Linked DNA regions of Homo sapiens: region 2 is linked to region 1. The links are chromatin contacts, found by Hi-C or POLR2A ChIA-PET in ENCODE. All regions are on one chromosome and are shown on one strand. Each heading gives the region's core, a stretch centred on a gene start or an enhancer-like site at or near the end of the contact. The rest is flanking DNA. Distances are from core to core; before and after follow the strand shown. Region 1 overlaps MUSK (muscle associated receptor tyrosine kinase). Region 2 has its middle 170 kb from the start of MUSK.

Region 1 (5,604 bases), core at 235-2,734:
GCCATTCATTAATGTGTTCTTCTGTTTAGAATAAAAAAATTTCCCAGGTATTTGCTTCTTCTGCCTAATGTGGAGTATGGAGTTGTTTTCATATGTCCCATATTGATTTACACTTTAACTATGCTGTCTGCGTGCAAAAAAATGTGCTTATACAACCCAGGGGTGGAACCAAGCTAAGCAACTCTCCTCAGGTCCTTTACCTGCTCAGAAGTCTTGAAAGCCCCATTATACTCCCTTCTCCCTTACGCACACCAAGAATTATAAATCCCATTGTTTTCTTCATATAAGAATATATTTGCATCTCATCACATTCATATGCACAGCCTTTTATTCTATGCATACTCAATTAGCACATATTGGCAAGTTAGGAAAGTAGGAGTGTGGGAATAAGTATGAAAAAAGACACCATTGTGGCATATATATACACACACACACACACACACACACACTCTTACAATTTCCTCCTCTCTGAATCCTTCAGATACTGAATAAAGGACATCTGCTATTATTATGTTTAATTTATTTAATTATCTTTAATTTCCTCTTATTATTAACCCCAAATACCTTAATTTGAAATTAACCAGGTTTTTCCTATGCAGTTTGTCCTATTTTCTATCAGGCTTAAACAAATACTAATCTGCAAAATTCCAAGTAGTCCAATTAGTGTTTCTTCAGCCCCTTCACTCATAATACAACATGTAGATGAACATAACAGCTTCATATTCAAACAGATAATACTTTGGCTTTCTCAGATGGAAGCACGCAGAGCAATGGGACAGGATTCCGTGCCTCAAAGTAAGGGCTGAGTAAGGACCCAGATGCCCTCCTATAAGCTGCCAGGGAGGTGGTGGTGTTCTGTTTCAGAGGACAAAGCACACAGAGGCCCAGACTGTGTTCCTCGAGCCCTACCCATTAGCCCCAAGATCATAGAAAAATCTTCCAAGCTGGAAACTGGTTGACAATGATCCTGACTTTCAGTAGGTGTGTTTTTTAAACTCTGTATACCTTTTTCCTCTACCTGTGTTGTTATTTGAATATGAAGTTGGGAGAAGACATATCAGAGATTCCCAATCTAATACGTTTTAAATTTGACGTTTTTTTCCCTTAGACTAGCATTAATTGTGTTTCACAACAAAACGAGATAGCATTTCATCTCACGGGACAGTACACTAGATTTCATGAGGTCTCATATTATTTACAGTAAAAAGTTTCTTTCATAAACGCGCTTTTTTCAAGAACAATTTACCATGATGATGTCTTGAAAACACAGAATTTAGGCTCTGCCACAAATTTGCTTTAACATGTAATGATTCATCAAGTTTTGTTCTCCATATACTATTTTAGAGAGTACTGCTTGGCAGTAAAGGAGCTCTTCTGCGCAAAAGAATGGCTGGTAATGGAAGAGAAGACCCACAGAGGACTCTACAGATCCGAGATGCATTTGCTGTCCGTGCCAGAATGCAGCAAGCTTCCCAGCATGCATTGGGACCCCACGGCCTGTGCCAGACTGCCACATCTAGGTAACACAGAGTTCTCCCAAGACTTTGGAGGTTAAGAGAAATTTACTATTTTGAAGAAACTAAGGTGTGAACTTAAAGCTTCTAATATTTCTAGGCATTTCTAATTTTTTTTTTTTGAGTTCTGCCTTCCTTAGATACCTACTAGCGGAATCCTAATGCTATCCTAATTGTACAGATTAGCGTAAAGATTTATTTCATTTGCTCTAAAATAAATGAAACAGCACTTTTAATTACTGCTTGACATTTTAGATTCTTTCATAGGGAATCTTATGAGAGCTTGTAACATTTTCTGGAGTGTGTAGAAAAATGGCTAAGAAACATCTTATATTTTGTCAGCAGAGTGGAATAAAGGAATAAAGTCCTTTTTCTTAGCCAAGAAAGCATGCTAAAATAAGACACATGTTTGAAAATGCTGATCTCACAAAACAAAATTGAATTGCTTCATGTTGCTTTAATGAACTTTGTTTGTAAGGAACTATGTTGTTATCCCTAACAGCTGGTTTAATTTCAAAGACCCAATTCTTTCACATTCGAATGCAAAGAATGTTTTCCAGTTGTATATTAAAAAGCTGAGAGAGAACTTGCATTTCTTAGCACTCACTCTCTCACAGAATATGTGAGATATCTGGATGCTCACTTAAAACAAATTTTTATCCTTTCCCCTTCAGATTATAACAAAGAAAACCTAAAAAGTAAGTAATTGTGTTTGTGCCCTTGAAACCTTATGTGTATGTAATTGGATTCATGCATGTGTGTTTACACTTATATTTCCTGATGCCCAGAACAGAATGTACAGCCGCTCTCAAAGTCTTCTCACCATACTCATCCAGGGTATAACATGAGGGAAAATCATGGAAGGTCTCAGTTTATAACTTTTAATTAGACCGTAGAGAGTACCATATTTAGTGAGTCATACAAATGCTATCTCCCACCTCAAGGTTTTTAGTCTGTTTTATTTCTTATATGGCTATAAGTAAGCCAAATTTAAAATGTCACCTTTTGATTTTATATTCTTGATTCAGTATAATCTAATTATGTATAGATGAAACCCAACATTTATTTCTTCATTGAGCCAATTCATGATCTTCATTTGTGACAATAGATCCCTCTTTTGGAAGTTAGGTATTTTTTTAAGACAGCTGATTTCCAGTATAAAGTTTATAGGATCAAATCAAATGGCTTTAAAAAGGTCATCACAAAAATCTCTGGGAAAGAATTCAAGAAGGTTGCTTGAAAAGGGATGTCGTACAAAATAACTTGTATCAGATAGTGCTTTAACCTGTCAGAATGCAGAAATCCTCAGGATGAAATTAGAAAAGCTTTTCATGTCAACTAACTTCCTCTGGTCTCAGCGTTCTAAGGCTTAAATCACACTTACTTCCTGTAATACATATTCCAGCCCTAATCTCCTCTGCATTTGACTAGGTGCCAGGACTTGATTTTACCAGCTTGCTTAAAGGACCAACACTTAAAAGTATTAAAAGCAAGAATGCTACTGGTCCTAGTTGAATTACTCAGAGGTATTAAACAAGAAGAGTTATGGAAACCTTAAAAATCTATTATTCTGGTAGCCTGTCAAATTGTTATTCCCAAATCGAAGGAATAAAAAAAAATTTCAATTCTTTGTTATATGAGCAGCCAAAGTTTACTTTGATTGGACTTTGAATTGATTACTGTGCTCTTTGTTATCCATCGATTGCTCACTCATCCATTCAAACATTCATTGAGGGTTTGCTGTGTGGAAGGACCAGACCATTCATCTTAAATTAGACAGGAACAATACACAAAAAAGCATCCACATTTCTGCCTTTCACACTAATTATAAAGGAATTTTGAGCAGCACAAACTAGCTACAATAATAAATTTTCTAGTCTTTAAAAAACAGCTTTATGAAATCTTCGATACATGTAAGAAAATGAGCTCCTAATGTCATGAACTAACCATTTAAACTGAAAGTAGGGCAGGGAATATCTGAAAGTATGCTCCTTGAGTTAAGGCAATTATTATTAAAAGAGTTGGCTTTAGCAGGTCAATAGTGGAGCAAAGAAAACATCCTTATTAGGCAGTGTCCCATATTTTATAGGGGTGTGTAAAGACCTTAAGTATTTTCCAAAGAGTGTCTTGATTTCTGAGTAAACTCTAAAGAATATCACCAGCTCATTTGGAGGGGTCACAAAAGAGCTGTTAATCATTTGTTTATCTTTGCATTATTTTCTTCTTCCTTGAGCATAGGGACTAGAATTTCAGTAGTTTTTCTTTTTTATAATTTCTTTGGCTGAAGTGAAACATCTTTTTGAGCAGGCAATGCCTTTGTGCTATTTACATTATTTGTAAGCAAGGATTACACTATTCCTCTCTTCCGTGAGACTTCACATACTTTATTACAGAAACACTCAGCAGTGAATCTGTCTTCTATTTCAGAGCTTCTGTGGAGAAAAGGTTAATTTGTCTTAATCATTGAAATAATTACTTTTCTCTTGAATTCTCTTTTTCCTTCCATCTTTGCTCTTTCTATACATATACATGGAGAATAAAGGACCCAATGAATGTACCCAAATCCAAACTGACTAGTGTGATACATACATTATCTCTCTTAATACTCCCAATAGTTCTACAAAATTAAGTACTATGAACGTCCTCCATTTTACTTACAACCCAACATGAGAAAGAGAGATTAAGCAATGTGTCCAATTTTACCCATCTAGTAAGGTGATAAGCCAGAATTTGAACTGAAATCTATCTGATTCTGGCTCTGTCTTCAGAGCCAGAATGTTATACCTGATGCATTTCTGTTATTACTAATGTTTCTTAAAAAATTCCAAGACCTCATGTGTAATAAAGCTTAACTGATTGTTTAACTGATTCATTCTTGAATAAATTCCACTACCTTTTCACATTTGTTATAATTGATTATTCTTAAGAAGCTCTAATTGATAAAAATTTTATTGTTCACAATTTTAAATCACCCAGGCCACTTGATGATTTGACTTTTTGTTAACATTTAAATGAATACATGCTTTGTGTCCCAGACCATTTTTCCATAATGATCAGCTACTATTTTGCCCACGAATGAAATCATGAAGCGTCAGTGTCTCTGTGTGTGTGTGTGTGTGTGTGTGTCTGTGTAAAACTCATGAATTATTTCATAATTTGAAATGTGGTTTGGGTAATTTTTGTGGTAATATTAAAGTTACAAGTTCTTAGAAAATTGGAGTTTAAAGTAACTTTAACAGTTATTTAATCTAAAGTCTCCCACAATGAAAGAATCTTTTCTAGAGCATCTCTGACAGAAACATTCCATTTTCCCTCCTGAATTTATTTCTCAATTCCTTTGTAGAATACATTAATTATTTCAACAATTTAGCTATGTAGAACTAAATTCTGGTTCTCTAGAACTGTCAACAACTGATCTTCACTCTATTTCTTTGATTTATTTATAATCTGTATGATAGTCCTTAAAATATTTGGAGACAGGCACTCAATCTCTCTGTAGTCTTCTCTTCTTCACATTAAATATCTCCAATTTTTAACTTTTTCTTTTGCAACTGACTTCCAAAATCCTCACCTCCATGTTTACTTTTTACTGGCTGCCACAAGCTTGAGAATATCCAGAACTGAACACAAAGCACAGAACATGATCTGATCAGAATTGCAATGCAACCATATTTTCTGTGATAAGGCCTTGTTCTTTTATGAGTATAGATTAAACTCATGCTAGCTGTCTAATAATTTCATGACATTAATAGCCCTTCTATACACATATGGGTTTACTGATTTCCTTGATTTTCTAATAAATTTTCTACTAGACCAATCCAATTCATAATTATTTTTATTACATTCTTCTAGCATTTATAATAATTTGTACTTTACATGTTTAGTTACTATGTTCTATGAGGCATAGTGATCCAAGACACTTTTCTTTTTATATGAAGCTCTTTACCAATGTAAAATGTCACTCTTGTCTTGTTTTAGTGCTTTTAGCTTTAAATTTCTAGTATTAATAATGGTAATTTTTTCCTTGTATTTATGTTAACCTAGCACCTCTTTGTTCCTCTTTTATTTTTCTTTTCTTATAAACAACATA
Region 2 (6,225 bases), core at 1,279-3,778, 60 kb after region 1:
CAACTTGCTAAATTTCTTCTGCAGTGGCTAGGTCTGAAGCCACACTGCCCTTGCTAGTTTCTGCACAACTCATTTGCCAAATCAAATCTCACTCAAGTACATTTGATCCACAAAATCTAAGTCACATCAGCCACACTAGTTACACAGATGTATGGAAACTGCAGGTTTCAGTTTTCCAGCCTGTGCAGTGCAAGGAAGGGCATTAGAAGGAGGAGGACTAGATGGTGAGCTGACCAATTTACACAAACCAAAATAATCCCCAGATACCTTAAATATAAAGAACCAAATAATAAAATAGAACAAAATATAGATATGTTTAGGCATTTAAACTGATATTTTTTAGTATTTGAAGTATTACGCTATATGTTAGTATGGTGTGTAATAACATGCATTGGAAACACCCTGAAGTTATCAGTATATAATTGCTTGTTAATTATGGCACATCACAGGGACTGTCACTCATTCTTTAAAAGAATTAGAGGATATTTAATGATACGAAAAGATGTTCACAATAGATCACTGATTTTTAAAATCAGGTAATACAAGTTATGGGGTACAAACTCATTTTGTGAATTACTCCTGTAAATTGTGTTATATTCAGTACACATTAATAGATATATTACATGTAATATACATTTTAATTTATAACATGTAACGAAACACATAACACACACATATATTTCTGGGAAGAAAGAGAATGAGAGTGAGAAGGAAAAAGCCTATAAAAATGGTAACAGTGACTATTTCAGAACAATGTGGTTGTGGGATTATTTGATTTCTTGTTTGGCTTATAATTTCTTAAGCAGATACACAATAATAGAGTATCTCCTTTGTTACAAGAAGAGATTATTTTTAAAAAGCAAAAAACAAAAGAACGAGGAACCAATATAATTTAGAAAAAAAAAAGATTTTAAAAAAATTTTAGAAAAAAAGAAATTTTAAATCCTAAATGAATGTTACCCAACATTTTTAATGAAAGTTAACGTTTACTAGAAACTTGCTATTTGACAGCCACTGTTCTTAGTGCTTTAAATGTATTAATATATTTGTTTTTCATAACAACCCAAAAGGTAGACACTATTACTATTTTCATTTTACAATGAGGGAACACATAAGAGGTTACGTAAATTGCCTGACATCATACAACTAGCAAGTGGTTGAGCTTACTACACAACACTGTTATAAAACCCAAGCTTTCAATCACAACATTAAATATTATCAATATTAATATTCTTAGCTAATATTTTTTGGGCATCAACATATAATACAATGCAACCATTTTTAATTGTACAATGCAATGGCTTTTGGCATATTGACAGAGTTGTACATTAATCACCACAGTCAATTCTGGAACACTTTCATCACCCCAAAAAGAAATCCCACTTCCTTGAGCCCATCACCACCCCATCACTCCAGGCATCATACCAATACTTCACTTCCGTAATCTATTGTATTCTTGCAACAATGCTGTATGGTAGAAGTGAATAGCCCCACTATACAGATGAGAAAACTGAGGTAGAGAGAGGTCGAGAAACTTGCCTAAATTGTATAACTAGTAAACAGTAGAATTGGGACTTAAATTCAGGCAATCTGTCTTCAGAATACAGTCTCCTAACTACTCTGCTATGCCACCACTACATTATATTACAAAAATGAAAGTTCATGAATAAGTAGAAATTACTCCAGGAATATAAAGATTGTTCAATTTGAATATATCTAGCAAAATGACATATCATACCAATAATAATAGCGAAAAAAATACTATCCCCAAAAGCACTCAGTATCTATCTCTAGCAGAAAAAAATAGATGGATGACCCCCACAAGTAAACAAGAATAGGAGAATGTGTACACGTCTATCTGAAATAACTGTAATTAACACCTAACATTGACACAAGAAAGACATATGTAAGTAATAAAAAATAAAACATATCTGTTACCATTACCCTAACTTAAATTTATTCTACATGTTTTAACTAAGGCAGTCAGTAAGTAAAAGGAAAAATGAGGTTTCTCTTTAAAAAGAAAATGCAAAATAATTATTTCTATATAATAGACTGTATAAATAGAAAAATAAAACCAACTTCAAAATCATCTTTAGTAATACAATATTTCAGTAATCCAAGAAACGGAAAGTCTGTGAAAAAAAAAAAAAGATATACGTGTGTGGGAGTGGCAATGGGAGTGGAAGGTTAGAGCTCAAATTCATCTTTCAGGCTGAACAGTCCCCATGAACTGGAAATCATTAAGTCCTGTTTCACCTCCCGAGAATGCATACCAGTTAAATTCTTTACATTCTTTTTCCTTGCCTACTTTGCCTGGAAAAATGCTTGAAACCACAATGTTGGACAGATAGTTTATTTTTGTGTGTCAGTATTTTAACTGGAAGGAAGAGGAGAAAATTTTTCATGGATCTTTAGGTTATAATGATTTGACCTTTTATTAGTTATAGGATTTATTGCCCACATGAAAAAAAAGGAAGAACTTTTGCAAAGGAAGAGTGGAAAAGCTAAGGGCCAATATCATGTATTCCCGTCTTCCCTGACCTACTATTCAAAACCTCCAGTAATGTGGAGAAAAAAGAAAGGCTCCAGAGTCCTTTGAAGTCTGTGTGACTTCAAGGAAATTACAGAATAAAAATGTCATGGAGCATCTTGCAGGCTGCTGGAGACCCCAGGGCTCTAGGCTGAAGGGAGTCTTCAGCTTTGCAGATCCAAGAGCCCAGATGAATCTGCTCAACTAAGGGCTATTCTGGGATGTCCAAGAGCTGTGACTAAATGAACTTACCAGATTTTTTTTTATATAAACCAGTCATTTATGCATCTTTACCAGCCTCCTTCCCACAGAGGTTTTGGTGGCTAAGATGTCAGCCCATTAATTTATCTTTAGAAATACATCAGTAGCTGCTGAGGTACACCAGATGAAAACTGACTTGGAGTCAGAATCCCTGGTCCAAGTCTCAAATTAGTCATTTAAATATTATGTGTGATCCTGGCTGAGACACTTAGCCTATCACTCCACCAAAATTAGCTTTATCAATGTCACCAATAACCTGCTGGTTCCCATGTACAATACACTCTTTTATTAAAATCTCACTTAACCTCTCCATGGCCTTGTACCCTGCTGATCACCTTTCCTCCTTGAGTTTTCATGGCACCACCTTTCTGGTTTTCTGCTTACCTGTCAGCTGATTCTTCTCTTTATTCTTCATCTCATCCTTTGCATCTAGGATCTGTCTTTCATACTCAACTATTTGGGTTTAAATCCCTTTCCTTGAGTAGCCTCATCCAGATCCATAGATTCAAGTCCCAGACATTGATCCTAAGACCCAGAACTATAGATAAGACATTTCCACCTGAACAAACCTTGGAGACCTAAACTCAACAGGCCCCAAACTGAACTAAGCGTCTACCCTTATGCCTTCCCCATACTGTCCAAATCAGAAAATTAACTCCTCAGGTGAAGTTGATGCTATTAATCTATGAATGACCCTTTGAGTAGCAAGTCTGAAAAGCAAGAACTTTTTTCATGACTCCAACACTAGATTATCAAGTCTTCCTTGTTTATAGCCCCTCGCTCCGCATCATCCCCACCTCCATTGCCTTAATTCAAGAGGGAATGACACCTCCTTCAAAACAGCCTCTATGCTCTCTCTACTGATCTCCCTGACTCCTTGCTGGGCCATGCCAATTTTTCTTACATAGTCCTCCCATAATGACCTTTATCAAAGGCCAGTCTGAGACTCCCAAATGGCTTTTCCATAGCTCTAGAGTTATTTAAGCTTCTTTGTTTTGTATGCCGGCCCTTCATGGTCTGGCTTTATTCTACCTCTAGACTCACATCTGCAATCCCACATCCCTTGCATCTCAATCATTACCTCGATTTTCCCAAACACATCATGCTGTTTCATGTATCACTGCCTTCCTACAATCATTTCTTCTATTGGAATGCCATTCCAAACCTCAAAGCTTATTCTTTTCTCATCCTTCTAGGATCAGTTCATTCATTCCTTTCAAAAGAGGTCTACCCTTTCCCTGGTGTGATAGATTGCATTTGCTCACCACTCTTTTTGCCATGGCTTCATCATGACCAAAGTAGACTTTCCCACACTTGTGCCTTACTGTGGCCAATAGCACAGAAGCGGAGGTAATAATGTGCCAGTTCCAAACCCTTTTAAACAAACTTAATGACATCCCTATGAGAAGAACCTGTCTGAGCCTGTCTCAGAATGATCATGAGAAACACATGGAGAACTTCTCTAATCAGCTGACCCTCAGAGGACCAAAAGACGTGTCAGATAAATCCTTACTGGTATGTGCAGTTTTGAGGTGTGGTTGCTTCTTATGTGGTGTGTTGTATATTAACCAAAACATTTAGTGTAGTTTATTTGTCCTTCTCTGTCCTCCCATAGCCACTCTGTATGCTTTAGGCCAGCTCTTCTCCAAGACAAATGAGGAAGCAAAACTGGCACCTTGACCTGCTGCCATTCAAACTTTAGTCATAGGGGAAAAAACATCCTCTCTGCATTCTAATAAAGTTTCTTAAAAATGTAATAACACCCTGCCTTGTACTATTCCTCCAAATAAATGAAGACTTCAGCCCTTCCCCTTAAGTTGTTAATTCTCTAACCAAAATAATTTTATCCTTGACTTTTATAAAACTGATGCCTACATATATATGTGAACCTTTATTTACTGATATGACAATCCAGTGAAGAAACATCTGATTTTCTGCCATGAACAAACCAACTTTCACCTTGTTTAATTCAGGGATCCCAGCTCTCTTAAAATCTGGAGTAACTTGAAAAACTATGCAAGTAGAAATAATTTTATTTTCTCAATGCGTTTGTCTGAGTTTTGTTTTGTTTGTTTGTTTGTTTGTTTTTTGTTTTTGCCACGAGCAAAGTTTGAGGCATTAGGTGCCATCAAGTGCTCAGCATTCTAGAAGCCTATGTCTTGCAAGCGTGATGGTAGCTCAGGGATTTGTCTGTGAGAGAAGAAACCAGAAAGGCACTGTCTTGGGAAGACGCTAAAATAAAAAGACTGGCCCACAGTCCAAACTCATCGCCAAACCCAGAGAAACAGGCAGGCTGTGAATCCCACTATAAGTGCCAAGAAAGGCAATTTGGGTATCCAATTCTAATACTCATGAGAAGGTATTACTGCCGTTGTTTAGAGGACCATTCAGCCTCTGGCATAGGTGACAGAGAGACAGGCTGACATGGAAAACCTCTATTGCAAAACTTTTCACATGGTGACACAGAAAGTTTGTGTATAATTCTTTTATGTTGTTTATACAAGACAAGCTTTTTGATACTTGTGTGGAGACATTACAAACAATGATTCTGAGCCTGACTGGGCTGTATAGGACATGCAAATGATACAATGTTAAGTGAAAAAACAGAAAGCAAAATTTTTTTGTACAATGTTATTTTATAACATATTCCTAGAAAACTGATTGATAGAAAATACATGCCTGACCAGGCATGGTGGCTCACACCTGTAATCTTAGCACTTTGGGAGGCTGGGGTGAGTGGATAGCTTAAAAGCCCAGGAGGTTGAGGCTGCAGTGAGCCCACTGCATTCCAGCCTGGGCAACGGAGTGAGACGCTGTGTCAAAAAAAAAAACAAAACAAAACAAAAAAAAAACAGATAAGAAAATACATGCCCAGGCCGGGCGTGGTGGCCGTGGCTCAAGCCTGTAATCCCAGCACTTTGGGAGGCCAAGGCAGGCAGATCACGAGGTCAGGAGATCTAGACCATCCTGGCTAATACAGTGAAACCCCATCTCTACTAAAAATACAAAAAAAAATTAGCCAGGCGTGGTGGCGGGTGCCTGTAGTCCCAGCTACTTCGGAGGCTGAGGCAGGAGAATGGTGTGAACCCGGGAGGTGGGAGCTTGCAGTGAGATGAGATCGCACCACTGCACTCCAGCCTGGGCGACAGAGCCAGACTCGTCTCAAAAAAAAAAAAAAAAAAAAAAACAAAAGATAATACATGCCCAAAGGGGTTTAGTTGAGTGAAGATAAGAGATTTTTAAAAATATTTCTATTTTACAAAGCATTTTATGTAAGAATATAACTTTATGATGAAAAATAATAAATGTCTCACATAAAATAATATCTACAAACAAAAGCTGAAAATTTAAAAAGAAAGGTTTTTCAGTGAGCACTGAATGAGAGCAAAGCAGCAGGGAAATGTTGCCCAAGTATTCCTATAGGGATATTC

Evidence for each region. A loop is a pair of places that touch in the nucleus more often than their neighbours do. ChIA-PET counts read pairs that join two places held with the same protein, here RNA polymerase II (POLR2A).
Region 2: a map of astrocyte of the cerebellum shows a loop between it and region 1 (14-fold over the local background). The contact joins two enhancer-like sites. A Hi-C loop is called at or near these places in 3 of 168 maps with a recorded cell type or tissue (aorta, astrocyte of the cerebellum and endothelial cell of hepatic sinusoid) and 1 of 37 single-sample maps with no recorded cell type. POLR2A ChIA-PET finds 5 or more read pairs at or near these places in 2 of 52 experiments (AG04450 and HEK293T).

Annotation. Positions count from the first base shown.
Region 1 is chr9:110,774,444-110,780,047 of GRCh38, forward strand. MUSK (muscle associated receptor tyrosine kinase) reads left to right here. Exons shown (of 15, transcript NM_005592.4): 10 at 1,345-1,520; 11 at 2,189-2,212. All of the region lies in intron 2 of LOC107987115 (a long non-coding RNA gene), which reads right to left. Among named protein-coding and RNA genes, the nearest start is that of MUSK, 110 kb to the left of the region's middle. Within about 2 kb of position 1,485, at least 2 of the 41 ENCODE cell types and tissues checked have a DNase peak (open chromatin) inside an H3K27ac peak, as active enhancers do.
Region 2 is chr9:110,833,348-110,839,572 of GRCh38, forward strand. No RefSeq gene overlaps it. Among named protein-coding and RNA genes, the nearest start is that of MUSK, 170 kb to the left of the region's middle. Within about 2 kb of position 2,529, at least 2 of the 41 ENCODE cell types and tissues checked have a DNase peak (open chromatin) inside an H3K27ac peak, as active enhancers do.